Regions from separate parts of the Homo sapiens genome. Here all the other regions are linked to region 1. The links are chromatin loops, found by intact Hi-C in ENCODE. Cell type or tissue: Caco-2. All regions are shown on one strand.

Region 1 (8,000 bases):
GCATTCATCCCAGGGTCATAAACCTGCAATCCTCACAGCCAGGTCTCAGCTCCAGAGTACGGGAGCTGGATCTCTATTGACTTGCATCTCCCAGAACATTGGCAAGCACCACCTATGCAACAGGCATGTAATAAATACTTGCTTGCAAAATTAGAAAACAAAGGGATTTGTAATTCTCATGAGAAGGTAAAGCAGAGAAGGCACCATGCAGTCTTAGTATTCTGCCAGCGTTGGGTTTAAAGACATAGGGGAATCAGGAAGATAAGCGCTTCCAAGTGAAAACAATAAACATGATTCAGTGAAGAGATGAAATACCGATAGCTAAAGAACGCTCAAGGCATCTGAATTGCTTGGTTTGGTGGAGGGGAGAGACCACAGGCAAATATTACACGCAGGTAGGGCTGTGTGTTTCATGCCTGAGCAACCTGGTGCAGGGGATCTGAAGACCTGAAGGCAGTGACTGCCAACCTCAGGGAGCACAGAGCCCGTGTGTCCGGAACCTTGAGAGCGAGCTGGACAACGGCCTGCCGGAGCACAGTGACCATGACTGGTACGTAGAGTAAAAGGGCCACAAGACACAGAGCGTGTAAACTGAAGCTGTGGGCTTTCTAACCATGGCAGGCACTGGCTACACAAGGGACAGCTGGCTGTGGAGACCTTCCGACTCCAGGCAGAGTCCCCTCTGTCCGGACTGGCCTCACTGTGGTCTCACCTGAAGTGCACAGCCTCTGAGAAAGAAGGGCGCTTTCAGGAGTACCACGGTGGTTTCCTGCCTGAGTCAGCGGCAAACGGGAAGTAAGTGAGACTTGCGTTATAGGAGGTTTTAATTTGATTATGGTAGAGCCTCAATCAATTCAGAAAAGATAGGAGGGAAGTCTAAACTAACCACTGTAGGCCAGTTAAAAGCATACTTGTTATTTTTAAGTGTATACCGTACTTGGAAGGCTTTTAAAGTAGTTAATCATTTAGGATAAACTGCTTTAATAGAGTTAGGAATTATTTGCAATAGAATAACAATTGTTTAGAAATTAATTTAATATATTTGATAGTGTTGGAGACCAGTTTGTTCTCAAGTTATTTAAATTGTCTCTGAAATATTGCTTACACTATTAATTTGTCTGGCAGATGCCTTTTTCATGATGAACGTAAATCTAAACTTTATTCCATCTCTCTTCTGCATAATCATAACTTTCAAAGTAACGCAGGCTAAACTGGCCAGAGCTGACTGTCCTGTTGTCGTTCAGAATGCTCCCTGCTGTCTTTGGGAATTTTTTAAATGGCACTTTATCTTTAAAAATCTGGCTCTAAAGGAAACCATAAACAAAAACAAGCCACATTGCTTCTAAAATAACTCAACAATGTGCTGTTGCGGTCACCGGCGCTGCTCAGAACTCAAGTTCTCCGATCCGTGCTGAGGGTCATTTTGTGTCAGGTCATAGGTCATCTAACACTTGGTTCTCTGATATTCTAGCAAATTCCTGGGTATTTTAAGATTAAGATATTTATTGTCTTATTATATTGAATAAACAAATAAAATGCAGCCCATAATTTCAGAAATTGGTTCCCAGTTTAGTGGAGTCTGTGGAGTAGTGACTGAAGGGCACTCCAGCTTTCCTGCCATCGCTGTCTCTCCCAGACCGGATGCCCGTGTGCCTGCTGCGTCGAGAGCCCATAGTCCCTGCAGGAGACGATGTCACCTTCCCCATCGCCTAAGCTGGGCTACTGATGTCCTGAGCGCACCGTCTTCCTGTCTGCATCTGTGCTCACCCCATGCGGGACATTCCTAGCCCTTCCATCGTCATTCCCTGGCCTTGTCTTAACTCTTTTACCACCTCTCCTTGACTCGCCTCTTAATGCCACTACCTGCCTCTCCTCAACTCTCCTCTTAATGCCACTACCCACCTCTCGACCCTCGTTTTAATGCCACTACCCACCTCTCCTCGACTCTCCTTTTAATGCCACTACCCGCCTCTCCTCCACTCTCCTAATGCCACTACCCGCCTCTCCTCCACTCTCCTAATGCCACTACCCGCCTCTCCTCCACTCTCCTAATGCCACTACCCGCCTTTCCTCCACTCTCCTCTTAATGCCACTACCTGCCTCTCCTCCACTCTCCTCTTAATGCCACTACCTGCCTCTCCTTGACTCGCCTCTTAATGCCACTACGCTGGCTCTTTGCCATTGGATGCCCAGTGAATTGCAAGCTGTGTGTTGTTACTAATCATGATCGGCTTGTTTGTAGGGCTCAGTGCAAAATGGAGCACGGAGGCCTCGCGTTTAAAAATTAATTATTTCATCGTGGTGATAGCACAGCAATAAACCGAGGGTCCTGTTGGAGCACTGGGCCCTGGGGCGATGGTCCAGGCCACTCCCATGCAGGCAGCCTTGCGGCTAATAACACGCCATAGGACAGATCCGTTTTCTTGGATGGGAAATAAATGGGTGGGTTAAAAATCTCAGATTATTTTATCCCTGGCAGACCCCATAAACCTGGCAATCCATGTCAGCATGCCTCTCAGGGAAATGACCTGTGTCCTGTGTGCTGGAGGCATGGCCCCTCAGCGAGGCGCTGGACGCGACCCCCGCCTCTCCAAGTAGGCCATGCAATCAGGCGAGATACAGTCCCATGCATGGCGGAGAGAAGAAAACAGAAAATGCACTGGGGTAAGGCCAGGAGGGGCCCCATCGGTCACAACAAGCAGTTCACATTTAATCTGGAGCCAGGAGACCCTGATGATGGGAAGCAATACAGGCCAGATCTGGGGTTTCCAGACACCTCTTCTTGCTGCATGGATGGGGATCAGAATCTACTTACAGTCTATTTGGAAACTCGCCTGGAGGAAGCAGTGGGGCAGCCAGCGAGATGCAAGAGAGCTTGGAGCAGAGACAGGACTTGTCCAAGCGGATGTGAGTGCGGGACAAGAGTGGAGTGCCCCTGGCCCATCAGAGTCCTAAACTTTTGCTTGAAAGGTCATGGGAGAAACTATAGCTCCAGCTTCCTGCCCCGTCTTCAGAGTCCACGAATGCAGTGCCCTGGGCCCCTGGGAGACCCGTCCTTGGGTGTGAGAAAAGCTCCTGCTCAGCCACGTCGGTGAGAAACAGCCACCCTGCTCAGTTATTCACACTCAGCTGTTGAAGTATCAATTAATAAACAGAAAAAGCGCCCAGCACCCTCCTGTACATAATTAGACATTTGTTAGTCTTTCCTCTACATGTTGAGGAAAATAAAACGCCTTTGTTTATTTAATTTCTCTATTCCTGTTCTTGTTTTTTTGAGAATGATGAATTCCCACATTCCCCCAAACCTCCAATGTCTCCTTACTCTCAAACATGAAGACAAAATATCAGCCAAAAGAAATATTGTAATAAAATCCCACTGAGAATTCTGCTGGCCTTGCTGCAAGAGTAGCCATATCGCTCCTTCTTAGTTCTCATCTCTCCGGTGCCCTCTGCAGGGTGCATCCTGTCCACTTTCTTTCCCAGGAGAAAAGGCAAGCGCTGAGTGAAACGCTCACTTCACCTGTGTCCCTGCACCTGCGTGGGCTCCCTCAGCTGCTGGAGGAGCTCCCTGCAACCCCCCCGCAGTGCAGCGGCATCTCGGGATGCTCCACAGACACCGGTTCTTGAAAACCACCTTTTCCCAACCGCTTGACTCCTCGGCACCCCTTGTCCCTGCTCTTCCTGTCTTATGATGCCTCTGGGATGGCAATTATATGTGTGGTTTTTCTGAGTTTTTATTTGCAGCAGTCTTTTCTCAATAAAACTGATTTAATGGTCCATTTCACTGTTACGCTTCCTAAAAACTGCAATTTCCTTCAAAAGTGTTACTAATCTTATTCATGGGCAAATTTCATATTTAGACATCCAACTTAGTGGTCAAAAAATAAAATAATGTAGATTCAGCTCTCTCTTCCAAGTGGTGCCATGTGGAACGGTCTCTTGCCATATCTGGGACTCCCCAGCCCTACCCATGAGGCTGAGTTGATGTTCTTTAGGTATCATGCCACCAGACAGCTCTCAAAAGCAGAATGCCAGGTTAAAAATCCTCTCTCACAGACAGCCTCGCATCCCAGCCTCCTCAACACCCAGTCCTTGTCCCAGCCTCATGGGTCATGGAGAGTCTGAGCCTGTGCCCTGAGCAGCTGGTTCTGGCGTGAGCCTGTATGGACACAGAGTGCAGATAGCTCACCTAACTACTCACATCCCCAGAATTACAGTAGTATGTTTCTAAAGCCTGAAGCTTTGTTCCCAGCTCAGCTAAAATTTAGAAGACTCGTGTCTGTAAATTCAGTCTTTGATATGACAGCAGGGATCACAGAAGTAGACATTTTTAGTGGGCAGAATATTGACACCTCGTGTCACCTTTGTGAGGCTCTCAAAGGCCACCAAGCGAGGTCCTGGCCGGCTCCTGTCTGCTTTGTAGAAAAGGTAAACACCGAGGTCCTTACATGTCACATGATACCTGGCAGGAATGTGTTGCTCCTGATCTAACTACCTTTTGGAAAATGTCCTAAGCTCCACTTAGGGCAAGGTAAGGTTCATTTTATGCTCTCTCAGAAAACCATAACTAATCTTCAAAAAATTAGAATAGTGCTAAAATCGTGTCTGAAAAATCCAGGTGTTGCCTCTAAGGTTTCTACATGAGTCAAAGACGATAATTATGCCAGCAATTGCTTGGGGCCCCAAGAAAAAAGATGCTCCTGGCTGTAGATGTGAAGAGACCCTGTGCTGGCTGTAGGTATGAAGAGGCCCCCTGTGCTGGCTGTAGGTGTGAAGAGGCCCTGTGCTGGCTGTAGGTGTGAAGAGGCCCCCTGTGCTGGCTGTAGGTATGAAGAGGCCCTGTGCTGGCTGTAGGTGTGAAGAGGCCCCCTGTGCTGGCTGTAGGTATGAAGAGGCCCTGTGCTGGCTGTAGATGTAAAGAGGCCCTGTGCCGGCTGTAAGTATGAAGATGAAGAGACCCTGTGCTGGCTGTAGGTGTGAAGAGGCCGTGTGCTGGCTGTAGGTGTGAAGAGGCCCTGTGCTGGCTGTAGGTGTGAAGAGGCCCCCTGTGCTGGCTGTAGGTGTGAAGAGGCCCTGTGCTGGCTGTAGGTGTGAAGAGGCCCCCTGTGCTGGCTGTAGGTGTGAAGAGGCCCTGTGCTGGCTGTAGGTGTGAAGAGGCCCCGTGCTGGCTGTAGGTGTGAAGAGGCCCCATGCTGGCTGTAGGTGTGAAAAGGCCCCGTGCTGGCTGTAGGTGTGAAGAGGCCCCGTGCTGGCTGTAGGTATAAAGAGGCCCTGTGCTGGCTGTAGGTGTGAAGAGGCCCTGTGCTGGCTGTAGGTGTGAAGAGGCCCCCTGTGCTGGCTGTAGATGTAAAGAGGCCCCCTGTGCTGGCTGTAGGTGTGAAGAGGCCCTGTGCCGGCTGTAAGTATGAAGAGGCCCTGTGCTGGCTGTAGATGTGAAGAGGCCCTGTGCTGGCTGTAGGTATGAAGAGGCCCTGTGCTGGCTGTAGGTGTGAAGAGGCCCTGTGCTGGCTGTAGGTGTGAAGAGGTACTGTGCTGGCTGTAGGTGTGAAGAGGCCCCCTGTGCTGGCTGTAGGTGTGAAGAGGTCCCCTGTGCTGGCTGTAGGTGTGAAGAGGCCCTGTGCTGGCTGTAGGTGTGAAGAGGCCCTGTGCTGGCTGTAGGTATGAAGAGGCCCTGTGCTGGCTGTAGGTGTGAAGAGGCCCTGTGCTGGCTGTAGGTGTGAAGAGGCCCTGTGCTGGCTGTAGGTGTGAAGAGGCTCCATGTGCTGGCTGTAGGTGTGAAGAGGCCCTGTGCTGGCTGTAGGTGTGAAGAGGCCCTGTGCTGGCTGTAGGTGTGAAGAGGCCCTGTGCTGGCTGTAGGTGTGAAGAGGCCCCCTGTGCTGGCTGTAGGTGTGAAGAGGCCCCCTGTGCTGGCTGTAGGTATGAAGAGGCCCTGTGCTGGCTGTAGGTGTGAAGAGGCCCTGTGCTGGCTGTAGGTGTGAAGAGGCCCTGTGCTGGCTGTAGGTGTGAAGAGGCTCCATGTGCTGGCTGTAGGTGTGAAGAGGCCCTGTGCTGGCTGTAGGTATAAAGAGGCCCTGTGCTGGCTGTAGGTATGAAGAGGCCCTGTGCTGGCTGTAGGTATGAAGAGGTCCTGTGCTGGCTGTAGGTATGAAGAGGCCCTGTGCTGGCTGTAGGTGTGAAGAGGCCCTGTGCTGGCTGTAGGTATAAAGAGGCCCTGTGCTGGCTGTAGGTGTGAAGAGGCTCCATGTGCTGGCTGTAGGTGTGAAGAGGCTCTGTGCTGGCTGTAGGTGTGAAGAGGCCCCCTGTGCTGGCTGTAGGTGTGAAGAGGCCCCCTGTGCTGGCTGTAGGTGTGAAGAGGCTCCATGTGCTGGCTGTAGGTATGAAGAGGCCCTGTGCTGGCTGTAGGTGTGAAGAGGCCCCCTGCTGGCTGTAGGTGTGAAGAGGCCCCCTGTGCTGGCTGTAGGTGTGAAGAGGCCCTGTGCTGGCTGTAGGTGTGAAGAGGCCCCCTGTGCTGGCTGTAGGTGTGAAGAGGCCCTGTGCTGGCTGTAGGTGTGAAGAGGCCCCCTGTGCTGGCTGTAGGTGTGAAGAGGTCCTGTGCTGGCTGTAGGTGTGAAGAGGCCCCCTGTGCTGGCTGTAGGTGTGAAGAGGTCCTGTGCTGGCTCTAGGAGAAGAGGCCCTGTGCTGGCTGTAGGTGTGAAGAGGCCCTGTGCTGGCTGTAGGTGTGAAGAGGCCCCCTGTGCTGGCTGTAGGTGTGAAGAGGCCCTGTGCTGGCTGTAGGTGTGAAGAGGCCCTGTGCTGGCTGTAGGTGTGAAGAGGCTCCATGTGCTGGCTGTAGGTGTGAAGAGGCCCCCTGTGCTGGCTGTAGATGTGAAGAGGCACTGTGCCATGCCCTTTAGGGAGAGGCCTTGACCATTCATGAAGTCTGCTGGGTCCATAGAGCTTCCAGAAACACTTGGGTGAGAGGCTGTTTGACCAAAATAAAGACCATTTCTTAGACTGTGTGCCAGGCGGAAGAGCTCTGGGGATCCAGGAGAGGACCCTGGCTTGGGGTACAGGGCAGTAACAGAGGGGCCATGCCCAGGCTCCCCAAGGGGCTCCTCATGCCGCCCCCTCTGTCCTCACACTGGTGCCACTGCTGAACCACCAACATCAGGACACCCACAGAAAGACAGTGCTGTTTTCACCTGAGCTGGTGGAGGAAGGAATGGCTCACAGGATACGTCAGACTTCCCCTGCACCTTCCTGACCCCCAGGGCCCAGCTCCTGTGCTGCCTTTGGGGTGGCCTGGACCACAGTGCCTGAGAGTGAGATCAGACTGCACGCAGCGCAGATCGTCACAATGACGAAAATGTGAGCGTTCCCTGCCAGTGTAGACTGAAATGAAGCAACGCCCAGAGGAAAGCCAGTCTGCTCATTCGAATACGATTGGTCCTGAGAATGAGAGTCAGCCGGAAAACCGTATCCGAGAGTGAAAGACACAATTGCATGATCAGGAAAGGTGAGAGGAAACCCTGCACTCTAGGCCATGAAATCACTTATTTTGACTTCACTTTAGATCAAAGTCTCCATTGTAAGTTTTCGAGCCAACTCTCCTTGGCCGATGCTCCTGCCCTGAACCTGCCGGCGACTGGGCCTGCTCTGCTCTGGACAGGTGCATCTCCCTGCACCTCTGTCTTTCGCCTGCATCTCCTCTCTGACAAGGTTGTGCCGATGGCCTCTTGCATTGCCGCGCCGAGGGCCTACGAGCCTGAATCACAAATGGAGCCGGTGCCGCAGCTGAGGCAAGCAAGGGACTGTTCTGGCTTTTTCCCCTCTCACTCAGCAGAAGGGGCCCTGAGGACTGATGGAGATCACGAACCCAGTGCTGCTGTTTGAGTAAAGGCTGGGGTCACCCTCTCCCCTGATGGAGATCACGAACCCAGCGCTGCTGTTTGAGTAAAGGCTGGGGTCACCCTCTCCCCGATGGAGATCATGAACCCAGCACTGCTGTTTGAGTAAAGGCT
Region 2 (8,000 bases), 270 kb before region 1:
TGCCTGGCCTGGGATCTCCCTGTCCCCAGCACCCCAGCGTATCTCCTGCTCTTTCTCTCCATACTCCCCACAGCTGGGCCACAAACTCCAATCCATGGACCACAGCCTCTGTGCAGGCCTTGCCCTCTGAGCAGCTGGAGAGCAGAACGATGTCCATCATGTTGAAAGAGGCCAAGTTAGGGGGGCAGGTGAGCCAAGCCCCTCGTCTGGGACAGGGGCCCTCAGAGGCCAGCAGAGACCCTGTGTGAGGGGAACCGGGCCCCGCGTCTCATCCTGAGACCCCAGGAGCAGCTGGGATGAAGATCCTAGGACTGCTCATTTGTTTCCATTGCTGCTGTAACAAATCACTGCAAATCACTGCTTAAAACAACACAGATTGGTCCCCTCACAGTTCTGCAGGCCGGAAGTCTAAAATCCAGGCGTCTAAAATCCAGGTGTCGGAGCTTTGAGGGAGAATCCCTCTTACTGCCTTTCCCAGCGCGAGAGGCTCTCTGCATCCTGGGCTCCCGGCCCCTTCCCCATCGTCACACCTCAGCCTCTGGTTTTGGGGTCACAGCTCCTTTTCCTGACTTGGATCCCCAGCCTCCCCGCTATGAGAACCCTGTGTCAGCGTCCCCACCCCCAGATGGGCCAGGGTCACCTCCCCATCTCACCAGCAGATTCCCAGCTTGAAACAGTAATTTAATTGCACTGCAGAGTCCATTTTGCCAGGTAAGGAAAAGCGCAGGTTCCTAGGTGGGTGGAGACGCGCAGATCTTCAAGGGCCGTCGTCCATCCTCCTACGGAGGGGCCCAGAGGCACAGGTGAGGTCAGCCCCGGGCAGTGGTGCAGGCACTACACACACGATTCTTTTGCTGCTACAAGCTCTTCAAGAGTCTACGGAAATGTTTCTGAACACAATTTTATTGGCTCCCAAACAGGAAAAGTTACTGCAAACTTTAATAAAGGTTTACTCATTCACCTACAAAAATTTCACTTGTGTATTCACAAACGATTATAACTTTTTTTTTTTTTTTTTGAGATGGAGTCTTGTTCTGTTGCCCAGGCTGGAGTGCAGTGGCGCGATCTCAGCTCACTGCAACCTCCGCCTCCCGGGTTCAAGCGAAGGAATGAGGCACCTGGCCTCTAGTGAGCACGGCTCTCGGGCGAGGTGGGTGACGCTGGGTTTGCTTTTCTCTCTGTACTTTTTGTTTTTGTTTTCTGAGGTGTGCCATATGATGAAAAGATGTTGGGTCCTTAAATTCAACTTTCAGTGGGAGAAATGCTTTCATCCTGGGCTATGATTCTGCGGGAGAACCAGGTGGTTCTTCTCACGAGATACACTCAATCCTCATTTTCGACTGTGAATGTTTCTGAGGGAAGGGTAACAGTAAGTGGGGAAGGGAATAGGCCCTAAGTCAGGGATAATAACCTTTTCATTCCCTGGGTTCAAGCGATTCTCACTCTCAGGGCGAGCACCGTGCCTGTGCGCTTCCTGAGATAAGTCTCAGCGACGGACCGGCACAACCTCCGTTTGACTCCACAAATGCTGAGTGTGGGCAGGAACCGCTTTTTAAATATTAACTAACTTTAAATTACATCAGTCCCTTTTTCAGAGCAGTGAAACCCGCCAGGGTGCAAACACAAAGGTTCTTTTTAATAAAGAAAAAAAAATCACAAATAGGAATACAGAAAGAACATCTGTTATTTTTAGAATACTTCTTACACTTTTTACTTTCTCATTAACAACTGATAGTATGTCATGCATTTTAAACTTCTTTTTTTTAAGAGGAAAAGGAAAAAAGAAAGAGAAAAAAGAAGAGAAATAAACCACAGAAGCTGACAAAAATCCATCGGCCCACAAATATTAATATTTTATGAACTCCTAATCTGTGTCCAGTGCTGGGCTGGGCTGAATATTCGTTCTGTCACAACCTGCTTTCACATTTTTCCGTTGATGGGCTGCCTGACATAACCTCTCAGTAGATACAGAAATACAGAAATAGCCCTTGCATAATACATTCTGGAGGTGACGTAGGAACTCTCTGCTGTGCCATGTGGGGACGCTAATGAAAAAGCTGAGCTGGCCCGTCGACTCTGTGGGCGCCGATGGTGTGTAAATCTTGTGCGCGCCCGGCCAGGGTGGCCAGCCTGCGGCCTGGGGACGGAGGGGCGCGGCTGCCCCAGACGCTGTCCGTGTGGCCCGGCCGGCACCGGGGCCACCTCCCGGCCACAGCCTCCGACGGCCACCACCTGGGGAGGCCCCGCCAGTGACAGCGCCCAGTTACTGGAAACTGCGTGGCTATGTCTTGGGGTCGGTTCCTGAGCAGCTCATAAATAAGGGCTTCCAGAGGTGCGTTTTCTATTTGCAGTAACCCCCTTCTCCTCCCACCTCCTCAAGTGATAAATCTAGCAGCGAACTCAACGGCGTCGTTGTTCCCGCAATACTAGGGTCAGAAATGAATCAATGCCGCAGTGTCGCTCGGCCGCAGACAGGCCGTAAATATACCATTATTAATCTCTGCTTAATAAATGAAAAGGCGGGGCCGCATGGCTGCTGGCTGCGGTGTCTGTGCGGCCCGGATCAGTGGCCTCTTTGTTTGGGGTGAGGTGGGTGGGGGACTGGTGTTGTCACCTGAAAACGGAGACATGGATCACACCCCTGTCCCCAGAAGGCCCCACCGTTCACCATTGATGACTCACAAACACAACTGTGGGGCTCTGAATCCAGAAAGAATGCACACTCGCTGGGCGTGGGAATGGTGGTGCCTCTGGAATAAACATTTACCCTGGAGGTGTGTGTCTGCTTGCAACACAAACGTCTGTCCATGCTGCAGTCTCTGTGTTCCCATCGCCCCGCATGACGCTGCCTCTTCACAGGGTCAGGAACAGCGCCTGTCTAGAGGGTGCAGGGAGAAGGGAGCAGCAGTTGTTGGCTCCGAGAGCAATTTTTCATGTCCTTCCACACAAGCTCTCCCTCCTCACTTTCAGTCACCTGCAATGGTGGAATTTTTTTACCCTTATTTTAAAAATTAAAATGTACACACATGAAGATTCCAAAATAATTCGTTACTTCCTCAAACTGCAGCAAATGGGGAAAGTCAGAGCAAGACCCAGATCTTTGGAATTCAGATCCACTCTTCACACCGCCAGACGAGGCTGGGATGGCCTGGGATTCAGGAGAGGCGGTGAAGTTGGAGGGGGTCAGCAGCCCTCACGGCTACATCTGCAGGAGGACCACCAGGGGCCAGGCCCAGCGCTGGGTGAGCCTCCCTCCTCCTCTGCAGCAGGACCCCCATGGGGCCAGGCCCCGGGCTGGGTGAGCCTCCCTCCTCCCAGGCTCTGCAGGCCTCCTGGGCCTGGGCTCTCCGTGGCCCCTATCTGAAGCCCCGCTCTTCATACATTTGGCTTCCCAGCTTCTTCCCAGGTAATCCGACCATTGGCTTTACCCAAATCACTCAGGATTCAGGAGGAAAGAGCAGGTGAGGCAAAAAGGAGAAAGGGAAGCACAGAAAACTACGAAGAAATAATTAACAATCCTTCCATGCTAGAAAGAGGAAAATGCATTCATCCTTTCAGAATCCCGCGGGGCGGTTCCCGCCTGATGGAGCCAAGGTCCCCGCGGGTCTGGAACCCCTGGACAGGCCCGGCCTGATGAGCCATGCACGGTCCTGCAGGTCTGGACCCCCTGGACAGACCCGGCCTAATGAGCCATGCACAGTCCTGCAGGTCTGCGGTTCTCAAACCCCTGGACAGGCCCGGCCTGATGAGCCATGCACGGTCCAGCAGGTCTGGAACCCCGGGCAGGCCCCCAGGCAGCCCCGGCCCTTGGCGGCACCCGCGGAGCCGGCGCGCTGCGCAGCCTGAGCACCAGAGGGCGCTGGCGCGCTTTAAACGCGGACGGGAATTGGAAGCCCTGGTTCTGCCGCTCCCCGGTCCTTCCCGCGTCTCACGCGACGCCGGCCATGCAATTATTTGTGCACATAATTACGGCATAAAACGGACGCACGGTGAGCCCTTTAACGCACCCTGTCTAAATATCTGATAGTTTTCAGTTCCATGGACACATTCTGGTGGATTCAGGTTTTGACACTTCAATGATTTCGGAAGCCCTGTAAGAAAAGTAAAACCGAATTACAAACAGGAAGGACAGCAGGAAGCCCTCGCCTGCAGTGAGAAGAGAAACCTCAACAACACTACGCGTTCTGAAAACCTAGCAAATCTTCTCCAACAAGGCCCATCTGAACGTGATACAATGTTTCTACTGAATAACGGCCCCACATACACATTTCCCCCAATTTTTCTGCATATTATTCAACCACCTTTTCATGTGCCAATGGCTATCTCTATTTTAATATTGTTTTCCTTAGAGAGAACAGAAAGAAAACTCAGTTTCCAGAGTCGCAGGAAATAGAGTTGTATTGGGACTGCGCGGTGAGCCTAAACCCGTGGTCCGCCGCAGAACTTGCTTTTCCGACTGCCAGCCCCGCCCGGCACTGCCGACGCTGGGGTTCTGAAAAGTTCTACCTTGCACAAGTAATTGCCATTGTGTTTGTGCCACATGCCTTTTCCTGTGTGTGATGTGTTTATCGCTGCATGTACTGCATTCTCGACAGGAGATGCTTGACAGACGAGGACTTTTGTTTGGATAAGGTGGGGATGAACCTGCATATAATTTAGGGTGTACAGATTGGAAGAATTTCCTGCAGAGCAGCTTCGGGGTCGGCGCCTTTGAGCCTTGTGTCTGCCTGGCTGTCCATCCCCCTGGGCCCTGGAGGACCCTTCTGCGTCGGAACTGACCTCTGGCCCTGCTCCTTCTTGTCACAGGCCGGGTGAGACACACGGTGGTTGGGTGAATGTTCTGGAAGCCACTTCCACACTGGGAAGATCAGCAGTAATTCAACTATCCACAGACGTGATGGTGAACCATGAGTGGATCCCACCATGCCAGAGTGAAATTACTGCAGTTCATCTCTTTTCAAATTGGATCTCAAAGTCCTCATGATCCCTTCGATGCCACCAGACACCAGGGAATGGCGGCAGAGAGGACATGGGAGGGGATGGAGAGCTGTCCAGACTCCGTGAAGACAGACATGTGTCCAGCTTCCCTCCTGAGTCCCTGCAAGAGACGGCAGCTGAGGGAGCTCACATTCAAGCTTCATGGACTGCACTGTAAATCCGTCTCCTAACAAGTTTGAAATGATTTAGAATAAATGAACCTAGAGTCATAGAATCACTGTTATTTGAGATTGAAGGGAACTTTTACATACACTGTCTGGCCTGTGGCTCTATCTGACAAATGAGAAAACAGACCCAGAATCTCAGAGCAGGGGCATGATACAGCACCAGCTCCCAGTTGGCCCTTTTTCACCTTATAGATTAAAGGTTTTCTTCCTTATTGGCAACCTACTTTAGAAGTCATTAAGTATCTCTCTGAGGAACTGCATGTGCTTCCAAAAGTTAAGCAAAGTTTCGAAGTTAGGTGCTGCAGCAAAACCTTTAAAAAAACCCAAAGTCTATATAGGCTGCTCTCTGCCCTACGAGTGCAATAGAAGAGTAACCCTTCTAGTGTAAGTCAAGGCTTGACATGGCCAACTCCGAAACCAAGTATTTAGGGAAGAGCATCCCGTCTAGCGTAAGTCTTGACACGGCCAAACCCGAAATGAAGTATTTAGGGAAGAGTAACCCTTCTAGTGTAAGTCAAGGCTTGACACGGCCAACTCCGAAAACAAGTATTTAGGGTGGGGTCGGGATAGTGAAAAGGGGAAGCGTGGATGTCCACCCAACAGGAGGCCGGATGCTGTGAGGTGGATTTAACCTGGCAGCACAGCCAAGGGCATACTTCAGTTATGGGGCAGAATCCTCTGATTCCTGCGTCTTTTGTTGCCATGTTCTTAAAGCTAGGGAAACAGTTCCACAGGCTTAACATGAAAACAGAGTAAGTATGGGACAAAATAAGGAAAACTTTGATAGATTGTATTTGGAATATGCCACCCCCTTTTCCACTGTGCCATGATAAAATAAAAATGTGGAGTTTATGGTTTATGTTCTGGGAAACATCAATTGTTTTAGGAGCGTGATAAATACTTTTCATTGGAGCCTAGGCTTGTACCTATTAGACTCACAGTACATTTTGCTACATAGAACTCATGGCTCCTACAAAAGATTTTTTCTTGCATGTTTACATGAAATAAAGCATTATTACAACATCGTGAATATTTTTACAATTAAAACTGAAGTATTTGATTGTTATAGATGGGCTAATAAGTTTCTTATTGGAAACTTGGAATTCTTCTTCTGGAAATCTTCGCTATTCCCGCAATATGTCAGCACTGCAGACACCATCAACCCCATTTTCTACAATTTGTCTATATTCTACTATTTCCATATTAAATAATTTTATTTGCTTTAGGCCACTGTTCTGCGTTCTACACCAAAGCAAAATGTGTGTGTCATGGGACCCAGGACTGGGCTCTAAGAAACGCAGAGCTTCCGTCTCCTTGTTGGGAGCTGTGGAAATGACTGGCTCGTCAAGTAATGACTTCTGCTTCTCACACACCTTGCAACCCTGACCCCTGTGTCACATCACGGGATATCATGGTCTCACACACAGACCATTCAAAGACTGGCATACCTGATGTTTCAGATTTCAGCTCTCCGTTCCCAAAAGCACATTCTACTTGTCTCCAGGATTTTCTTTATAAACACTCAAATCTGGTCAAGTCTGTAGGCTGGAGCCTGAACTCCTCCGTAGCTCATAAGTCTACATGGAATCCACCCATCTCTGTCATCTTGTGCCCCCTTTCCTCTGTGAGCTCCAGGTTTAAGCTACAACAGACCCTTCATCAGCCATCGGACACACCTTGCCTTCTGAAGGTTCTGCGGCTCAGCTTAGAATGGCCTCCCTACCAAGGATTATTCAGTTAAAATGTTCTTGAAACTTGGATTACATTGCTTGCCTCTCTGTTTGCAACATTAACTGCATATATTTTCTAATATAGTGCAGTAATCTTATTTTAATTACATGTTTATATCAAATTTTTTCATTACAATGTGAGGTTCTTCGACTCTGCCTTCTTTATGCTAATTCTGAGCACAGTGCCCAGCTTAGTTCATGGCTTCCATTAAGAAATCGTCAAAGATATAAATGAATAAACGGCTGTGTATACATTAGGGTGCAATAGTAATTGTCAGGCTCAATTATAGACTATTCAGGACAATCAGCCAAAAACTAAGCTAGGGAAACACTAATGGCATACAAATATTTTAGGTTCTTCTCTAAAGGAGCTCCTGGATAGCTGGGAAGCCCTTTGACCTTGAGTCTAGTTCCTAAGATCTTGCTAAGCCCTCAGTGGTCACTGAACTCAGTTGGAACAACCCCCTCAATGAGACTGAGCTGCGCTCTGCATGCCCACCGCTGCGATGAACAGTGGATGTTTCACGGAAGAATAAGTGTTTGCTCTCAGGGAGGAAGGAAGCTCATATATACCCTTGGAAATGCAAAAATGAGCCCCCAAACGAGGAAACAGTCAAAACAAACTACCAGCAAATTTTAGGTCATTTAATAGCAAATACAACAGCTATGGGAGCTTAGAGAAGCGCTGAATGTTTGCAGACCACAGAGGAAAATCCAGGCTCCACGTCTCAGCTTCTCTTCCTCAAAGACTGCAGAGATGAGAAACGAATTCCCAAGACAACAGCTCCCTGCTCACCTGCACTCCCCCACATCTGTCTCCTATAACACGCACGCCATTTTTATATTAAAAATGAAAAGAGTAACTTTGACAACAGCCAGCACTTTTGAATGCTAGACACTATCCTAATTTCTTTATACATCCTTAATGTATTCATTTAAATCTTTGACAAAACAATAAACCTATGACATAGGTAATATTGCAGAAACTGAAGCATACGATGATTAATTGTCTTGCCTAAGGTCACCCAGCTCTGCCAAGGCAGAAACCAGTAAGGTTCAACTAGCGATGGCTCTAGAATTTCAGTTGATAAGGAAGGGGCTTCGG
Region 3 (8,000 bases), 97 kb before region 1:
CAGACACCAGGCATAGCGGCATCCCTTTCCCGGACTCCAGAGTCGTGCCCCTGAAATCTGTCTATCCCACAGCCTCCACTTCCCCGCCAGACATATTACCTCAATAGCAGAGACCAAGCTTTAACCTCTTCTACGTTAAAAAATAACAATAATAAAGCTCCTGCCTTAAAAACAAGGATGTCCTGCCTTCGTCCTCTCCTCTCCTTCTCAAGGCAGGCCATGGAGAGACTGCCCACCTCCCCGTGCCCACATCCCCATGCCCACCTCACCGTTCCCACCTCCCCACACCGCTTCCTCCCCTGGCTGCCACTGAGTCTGCTGTTCCCTCCACTTGGCATGACTCTCTAAATCTCACACAGCTCACTCCTTCTTCAGATCCAGGCATCAGCCCCAGGCTGCCTCCTCACCCCTCTGCCTAAAAACACTGGGCTGCCCAGCCCCATGGCTGCTGGTCCTGTTTCCATTTTAATTTCCATTGCAGCCCCTGGCGCTATCCGAGATTACTTATCCACCTGTGGGTGGTGTGGCTCCTGCCTCTTTCCACTGGAGGGGCAGCTCCGTGAGGTTGGAGTCTCCAGCTTGTGCGTGCAACCTGGCCCCAGGAGGGTGAGTGCACCTGTTGAAGGAAGGATGGATGAGCCGGCGGTGACAGAAGCAGCCAATTCCCAGTTCACGTTTTTTGCCTTATTATTGCTTAGCCACATCCCCAACAACTCTAAGTCAATGAAGTTAAAAAAATAAAAACCATGACGCAAGAACCAGGGCATTCTATTTTAAAAATAGAATTCATGTGCCTTCTTAGTTTTTCACACTTGATTTAATGAGCTCACACAAGAGAATTATGAAACCTAAAACCCGTCAGCCCAGCTCTCAGCCTTCCCGAGTTCTGCTAGCATGTGCGGCTCTGTGGAGCCTGGGATGGCAGACACAGGAGATGCCAGCCCTGCGCCTTCAGACAGCAGCCCAGCTCGACGGGACCTGGAAGAGCATGGTGTGGAAACTGAAAGAATGCAGCTGCATCGTTGTCGTCATCCCTATCACCTCATCATTTTCATCATCACCTCCTCCTCATCATCATCCTCATCGTTATCTTCATCCCCATCTCCTCCTTCTCATCATCATCCTCATCATAATCATCTTCATCACCATCCTCTTCCTCCTCCCCATCATCCTCAACATCATTTTAATCACCATCCTCCTCCTCATCCTCATAATCATCTTCATCACCATCCTCTTCCTCCTCCCCATCATCCTCAACATAATTTTAATCACCATCCTCCTCCTCCTCATCCTCATCAATCGTCTTCATCACCATCCTCTTCCTCCTCACCATTATCCTTATCATCTCCATTACCATCCTCCTCATCATCATTCTCACTGTCATCTTCATCACCATCCTCTTCCTCCTCACCATCATCCTTATTGTCATCTCTAGCACCATCCTCCTCCTCCTCCCATCATCCTCAACATCAAACATCTACATCACCATCCTCTTCCTCCTCACTATCATCCTTATTATCATCTCCATTACCATCCTTCTCATCATCATCATTCTCACCATCATCTTCATCAGCATCCTCCTTTTTCTTCTCCCCATCACTGTCATCATCAATCATCTTCATCACCATCCTCTTCCTCCTCCCCATCATCCTCATCACCATCTTCATCCCCATCTCCTCCTCCTCCTCATCATCATCCTCATCATAATCTTCCTTCAACACCATCCTCCTCTTCCTCACTATCCCGAACATCATATCCATCACCATCCTCCTCCTCGCCATCATCCTCATCATCTTCATCACCATTGTCCTCCTCATCATTATCTTCATCACCATTGTCCTTCTCCTCCTCCTCACCATCATCCTTACCATTAATCATCTTTATCACCATCCTCCTACTCCTCACCATCATTCTCACCGTTATCTTCACCACCATCCTCCTCCATCCCCCCATTATCCTCGTCATCATCTTCATCACCATGATCCTCCTTCTCCTGATCATCTTCTCCATCACCATCATTCTCCTTCCTATTATGCTCATCATCATCTTCATCACCATGGTCCTCCTCCTCCTCACCATAATCTTTACGATCATCTCTTTCTCCATCCCCCTCCTCTTCACCATCATCCTCACCATCATTTCCATCACCATCATCCTCCTCCTTCTCCCCATCATCTTCATCATCTCTATCACCGTCTTCCTCCTCCTCCCCATCATTCTTACCATCATCTTCATCCCTGTCTTCATCTTCCTCCTCCCCATCATCCTCCTCCTCATCTCTATCACAATCCCCCTCCTCCTCATCATCATTCTCACATCATCTTCATCTCTGTCATCCTCATCATCATCATCCTCATCATCTCTATCACCATCTCCCTCTTCCTCCCCATCATTCTCACCATCCTCTTCATCCCTGTTATCCTCCTCCTCACCATCATCATCATCAATGATCTTCATCACCATCCTCCTCCTCCCCACCATCCTCATCATCATCTTCATCACCATCATCCTCCTCCTCCCCATTATTCTCATTATCTCCAATACCATCATCCTCCTTCTCCCCATCATCTTCATCATCTTCATTACCATCACCCTCTTCCTCCTCACCATCATCCTCATCGTCTTCATCACTTTCCTCCTCATGATCTTCATCACCATCATTATCCTCATCCTCCCTCTCCTCACCATCATCCTCATCATCAATCATCTTCATCACCATCATTACCCTCCTCATCACAAACATTTATTGAGCACTTAATCAGTGCAGGTCACTTGGTAATTGAGCCCCACGAAGCTCCATGTGAAGCCAACATCAGAGCTTGGAAAGACCAAGTAACAAGTAACTTACTAAGGTTCCACAGCTGCTAAGGCCTGACCCAGGACAAGATTGAGATGCCCAACCTGTGCCATTGGCTATGCTGCCATGCTGCTGCAGTCCTGGAGAAGGTACCCTGTGCCAGAGAAAGAGGCCTTCTCTTTTCTTTCTGCCCAATTATGTGTTGTGGGTGCAATGGCATCTGTAAGGAGCACACCCCCCTGCATGGGCGTGACCACAGATGACTGGACGGGCACTTGGCCAGGCTCTGAGGCAGAGATGGCCCCGTCATTGGCTTCAGCAGTAAACTGCAGTGTCATTTAAAGCTGGGTTCTCTGAATCCCAGGGACTGGACAGGGTGTCCCTGGCCACTAGGGGGCTGGGCATGGGAAGCAGGAGGCTGGTAAGAGCAACCAGCCTCCATAACCTTTGCCCAGCCAGCCCCAGTGTGATGTGTGTCTTATGCTCCAGGCTTCCTTGTCAGATTGAGTTGGGGCACAGATTCCATGGTGAAGATGTTTGAAAGCTACTAAACCTGATGATCTTTAAGGGCATTTTTTTTTATTTTGATAAATAAAAAGTTTGATTTAGGTCCAAGTATCCATTATTTTACCAACTCCAAGTAACCACTAAGTAGCTGTGAAGGGTCAGCTCTGGTGCAGCACCAATGGTGTGGACAGCCAGAGGGCAGAGCTGCAGAATCTGTATCTGACAGGAGACCCCCGGGTGAAGTGCAGATGGTGCCTGAGGTTTTGGTGCCTGAGGTTTTAGTTCCTGGAAAAATCCCAGAGAGATGAAATAAATATTTCCCTCTATAGGATATGTGCAGCTAGAAAATGTAAATCTTCAGGTGGTCTTTAAAATTAAGAGATACATTTTTTAATAGAATGAGCTTAGAATTGCAGATTGCATAGAGAGACCAGACACAGCAGTTCACCACCATGACTGGGCACCTGGCTCGGTCCTGCTCCTGAATGAACCCTGCTAGGATGGTTTCCCTCCTGGCCATTAGCCCAGTGGACGTGCTTAGAGCTTTTCTGTTTCTGCTCACAGGCCAGTTTGTCCACTGAGGAATCCTCGGCTCTGTCTTCTCCTGTGCCTCCAGTTTCCCCACATCCTGGCCACGTTGTGCTGTAGCTCTCTGCATGTGTGTGTCTCTCCTTGCTGTGCTGTAGCTCTCTGCACACACGTGCCTCTCTTCCCTGAGCTGGATGGCCTCTGCCATGTGCACTGTGCATGCCTGTGCAGTTCCCTTCTGACTCTCTCGGGGCTACCACAATGCAGCCTGACACCTGCTAGATGTCCAGTGTGCAGCAAACAAGTATTAACAATTAAGGACAATGACCTGCATTCTTGTTGAACAAAACTGTGTATTTGAAAGTCTTCCAAATGATTTCAAACCATCAGAAAGTGATTGGCAAGCAATTTTTGACAACAGATTTTTGAGTTTACTTTCTCCCAAGGGTCCAGCTTCTATATCTATATTCAGATTCATCCCTACAGGAGATTGGAGTTTGGCATCAGTGAGCTATCAGAAAAGGCAAATGTCAGTGGAGGCTTCCTGATGCGGTGGTGAGAGTCAAGGCATTAAATCAGCCAAACTGGAGCCAAGCCATCCTCTGCTCTAACGCCACTGTGACCCCAATCGGGTCTCCAGCCCTGCAGCTCTCCCAACACTGGGCCAGTGACTCCCACTGCAGGGCATGGAGGCCCAGGCACCTGCTCCAGTGAGGCAGAGCTTGGCAAGGGCTTCTCAGAAGACAGATGGGCATTCACCCTCCTTCCTGTCCTAAATTCCTCATGATACTTGCAGCAAAATCCCAGGCCACTCCAGGAAGCTCTGGCTATCTGCACAAGCTAGAAAGTCATTAGGAATGTAGAGATTTGTCTATTCTGAAATATTAGAACATACTTACTTCAAACATGGCATTTCCAAAATGGCTTTTCTATGAGAGAAGTGACCCACGCCTGCCCTCTTGTCCCCTGACTCCCCAACACCCAGCACCCCGAGGCCCCCAGACATCTCCCACCTCATTTCTGTGTCCTCCTTCCAGGGGAGTCTCAGGACCTCCAGACTTCCGAGGCTGTCTCTGCCTGGCATGCTGTGTCAGCTCATCTCAGAGAGAGAAGCTCTGATCTTCCAGGTGCAAAGGCCACAAACCTCTGGTGAGTGTCACCTTCACCTGCCAAGGTCCCCAGGGCCAGTCATTCTCACCGCCCTGCTATCTCTGAGGCTGCACTGCACCACCCTGGTCCTGCATCCTTGCGGACTCCTGTGTCCCTCGGCCACTTGGCCCATCTCCTCCCATAGCTAGGGCAGTGCCTGCCATCTCATCATCTGCCTGAGACCTTCTCCCCTCCTCAGGGTCAGGGCCATTCCCTTGGGGTCTTGGAACCACATCCCCCTTCCCTGACAGCCACAGGGGCTCCTGACTGTTCCCAAAACAGGCCAGGCAAGCGCCGGCCTCAGGGTCTTTGCAGGCACTGCCCCTGTGCCCGGAGGGTGTCTGTCCCACAAGCAGCAGGACAACCCAGATATCCCTCCTGGGGTCCGTTATGAGAGCCCTCCGCTCTGCCCTCCCTGGTGCTCACCAGTGACTGTGCACTCTGCGTGTTTGGTGCCACTGTCCTTCTCACTGGCATAGAAATGCCTCCAGGGAGAGATTCTGCTCTGTCCGGCGGCTGTGACTCAGGGGCACAGAATTAATGAGTTGGGCTGAGGAACGTGGCTGCTGGCAGAACCCTTCTCACTGTAGCTTCGTATCTGGTAGAAATCTTTTTCTTTTTCTTTTCTTTCTTTCTTTCCCTGCATGTTAACTTAAAGAGGGGGGCAATGAAGAGAAACAGTTCCTGGAACTAAGAGGCACTTGATATTATTATTATGAATAATGAGTATAAAGCTTTCATTCACTGTAAATATCACATGTGTAAATGCAGAAGAATCCGCGTTGCAGACAGGATGGCCAGCCCTGGAGGAGCTAAGAAGGGCGGGAGGGAGATGAAGGTGTCTCCCTCTGCCTCACTAGCTTTGAAGAAAAGTTTATTTTTTTAAATGTGCAATTCTCCCATGGAAATTGGTCAAAGCTGCAATTCAACATCTGACCTCTGGGGCGTTAGAATAGTCAGAAGGACACTGTTTTTTTTGTACTAGTTCTCTTTTTAAAGTTTATTTTTGTTCCCAAATGTGAAGTCATTAGAAGCAACTTAATTGCAAGATTCAGTGGTTCACCTGGGCAGGTTTACTAAACTCTAGGCTAATCTTCTCCAGCCCTGCCAACCATTCAGCTTGAAAGCACATTTGGTGCCTCAATAGACACATAGATTTTTCCTGGACAAGGTTGTTATGGTTCCGTTTCATAACATTTAACTACATGTTTGATGAAGAAACCACAAAACCTCATGAACCCATATGCAATAATGTCAGATGAAATCTGCTGATTTTGTTCTCGGCTTCAATAACACCATATGACTTCAGCCAAAACCATAGACATTAAGACAGAAGCTAAACTTGAGACCAAATGACCATTTGGAGATGGCACTGACTGGCGTGCGGGGCTGATGGAGCCGTTCCCGTGAGCACCCTGTATTCACAGGACAGTTGTTGGGCCTGGAAAGGTGACTGGCTTGAGGTTGTCACGCGGTTGCCGGTGGGATTGCAGGCTTTGCTGTGAGACTACAGAAAATCTATGGTTTGATCAATATTCTGAGAAGTATAAAAACCCAGTAAATGGAGCCCTTTGGAGATGGGGTCCCTCACAGCCCCGTGTGGCTCAGATCCCTCCCTCTAGGCAAAGGGCACTTGCCCAGCCAAGCAGCGAGAGAGGAGAGACAAACACCCAGCACTGTTTTCAGGGTGATACTCACCAAAGGCAATAGCTTCCTTGAGAAGGTCGCCTTGGATTATGAAACTCAGTTCACCCGTTCCTGTGAGGAAATGGAACTTGAATGCAAATCCCAGCCCACAGACCATTCAGCCGGTGGAGTTCTGTGCATGCGGCGTTCAACCATCTCGCTCAGTGGTTGTTATAAAAACAGTGTCCAGCAATGATGCCTCAGAGCCAGCTGGCCCCTTGAATTTCCTGCATGCCTTTCTTTCATCCCAGGGTGAAGAGGGTGGACTTGGGACACACAGCACCTGCGTGGGGGTGGGCAGGAGAGCGGACGTCCCCATGGCACCGTGATGAGGACCTGCTGGCTCTGTTACCTTGGGCAGGAATGAGGCTGGCTGAGGGATAGAGTGCATCTGCAGGTGTGGTGTTTGGGTAATTTGCTCTGTGCTCCCTTACTTTCCCCCAGGAGGCCCCTTCACCCGCACCCACTGGAGCCCTGTGAAGAGTTCTGACGAGAGTCAAAGGCAAGTTTTCCAGTGAGCATCAGTCTCCAACTCAAAAGCAAATGCCTCCCTGACCCCTGACTGGCCACCTCCCAGGGCCCCACATGAAGACCCCTCCCTGCCTGCCTTTCCTGCTTTCAACTGAGAAAGGACACAATGAAGGAGGGAGGGGAAGAGATGAGAGGAAAGTCAGCGAGGAAGTTTATTGGAAATCATCAAAGCAAGTCATGTTCTGCGTCCTTCTTCTGAGCAGACGGGGGGCTCTGCATCTCCATCTCAGCCTCTGCGGGAGGGCAGGGGCCATGACCTTGCGGCATGTGCTGGTGACAGGGGCCTTGCAAGATGACAGATCTGGGTTTAGAGATGGAAAACGGTCACAGGTGGTAGATGGCACAGAGCCAGCATTCCATGTAGCAGCCCCAGGTGCTCCCAATCCTGCCCTCTGTCCACCGCCTCGTGCCCCACGCCCCCTTCCATCAAACTGCACGGCTCTAAGAGAGTCTCCCACTCACCTAGCCAGGTCTCCCAGTTCCATCACCTTGCCCGGATCCACCCACACATTTCCCCAAAGATTGCAACCCTGACTTCAGGAACCAGCGGCTCCTTTGCTCTCACACATACTTTGTCTCCCTGTGGCTGGATCTGTCCTTCCAAATTTTACATCATGGCGACATCTCACTGGTTCTCCATGGAGCTTCCATTCAATTTCTAATTTTGAACTGACTGTGTCTCTGTTTTCTGGAAATAGCAGTTATATTTATTTATGACACAATATAACAAGCCTAGACTTTCAAGATGATGTCGAGCAGAAGTCCACTGCCCTAATAAATGTCAAGAGGAAAACCCAGAGAA

The links. Peaks named below come from ENCODE experiments on the same cell type or tissue, not always from the same donor. Only the 100,000 strongest peaks of a DNase experiment are listed, where the experiment ranks them.
Region 2: it touches region 1 in a loop (17-fold over the local background); 48 of 110 quality-filtered maps call a loop at or near these places.
Region 3: it touches region 1 in a loop (4-fold over the local background); 4 of 110 quality-filtered maps call a loop at or near these places.

The regions. Positions count from the first base shown.
Region 1 is chr6:168,612,473-168,620,472 of GRCh38, reverse strand. All of the region lies in intron 9 of SMOC2 (SPARC related modular calcium binding 2), which reads right to left. Among named protein-coding and RNA genes, the nearest start is that of SMOC2, 180 kb to the right of the region's middle. RefSeq lists a cis regulatory region at 7,433 and an enhancer at 7,349-7,518. In Caco-2, no CTCF peak of the experiment used is centred here; a DNase peak (open chromatin) is centred at 3,452.
Region 2 is chr6:168,880,662-168,888,661 of GRCh38, reverse strand. No RefSeq gene overlaps it. Among named protein-coding and RNA genes, the nearest start is that of LINC01615, 280 kb to the left of the region's middle. In Caco-2, a CTCF peak has its summit at 3,843 (motif pointing right); a DNase peak (open chromatin) is centred at 3,865.
Region 3 is chr6:168,709,198-168,717,197 of GRCh38, reverse strand. LOC105378143 (a long non-coding RNA gene) reads right to left here. Exons shown (of 3, transcript XR_943296.3): 1 at 5,408-8,000; 2 at 4,846-4,998; 3 at 1-616. Among named protein-coding and RNA genes, the nearest start is that of SMOC2, 270 kb to the right of the region's middle. RefSeq lists a silencer at 237-437. In Caco-2, CTCF peaks have their summits at 3,208 (motif pointing right) and 5,925; a DNase peak (open chromatin) is centred at 3,187.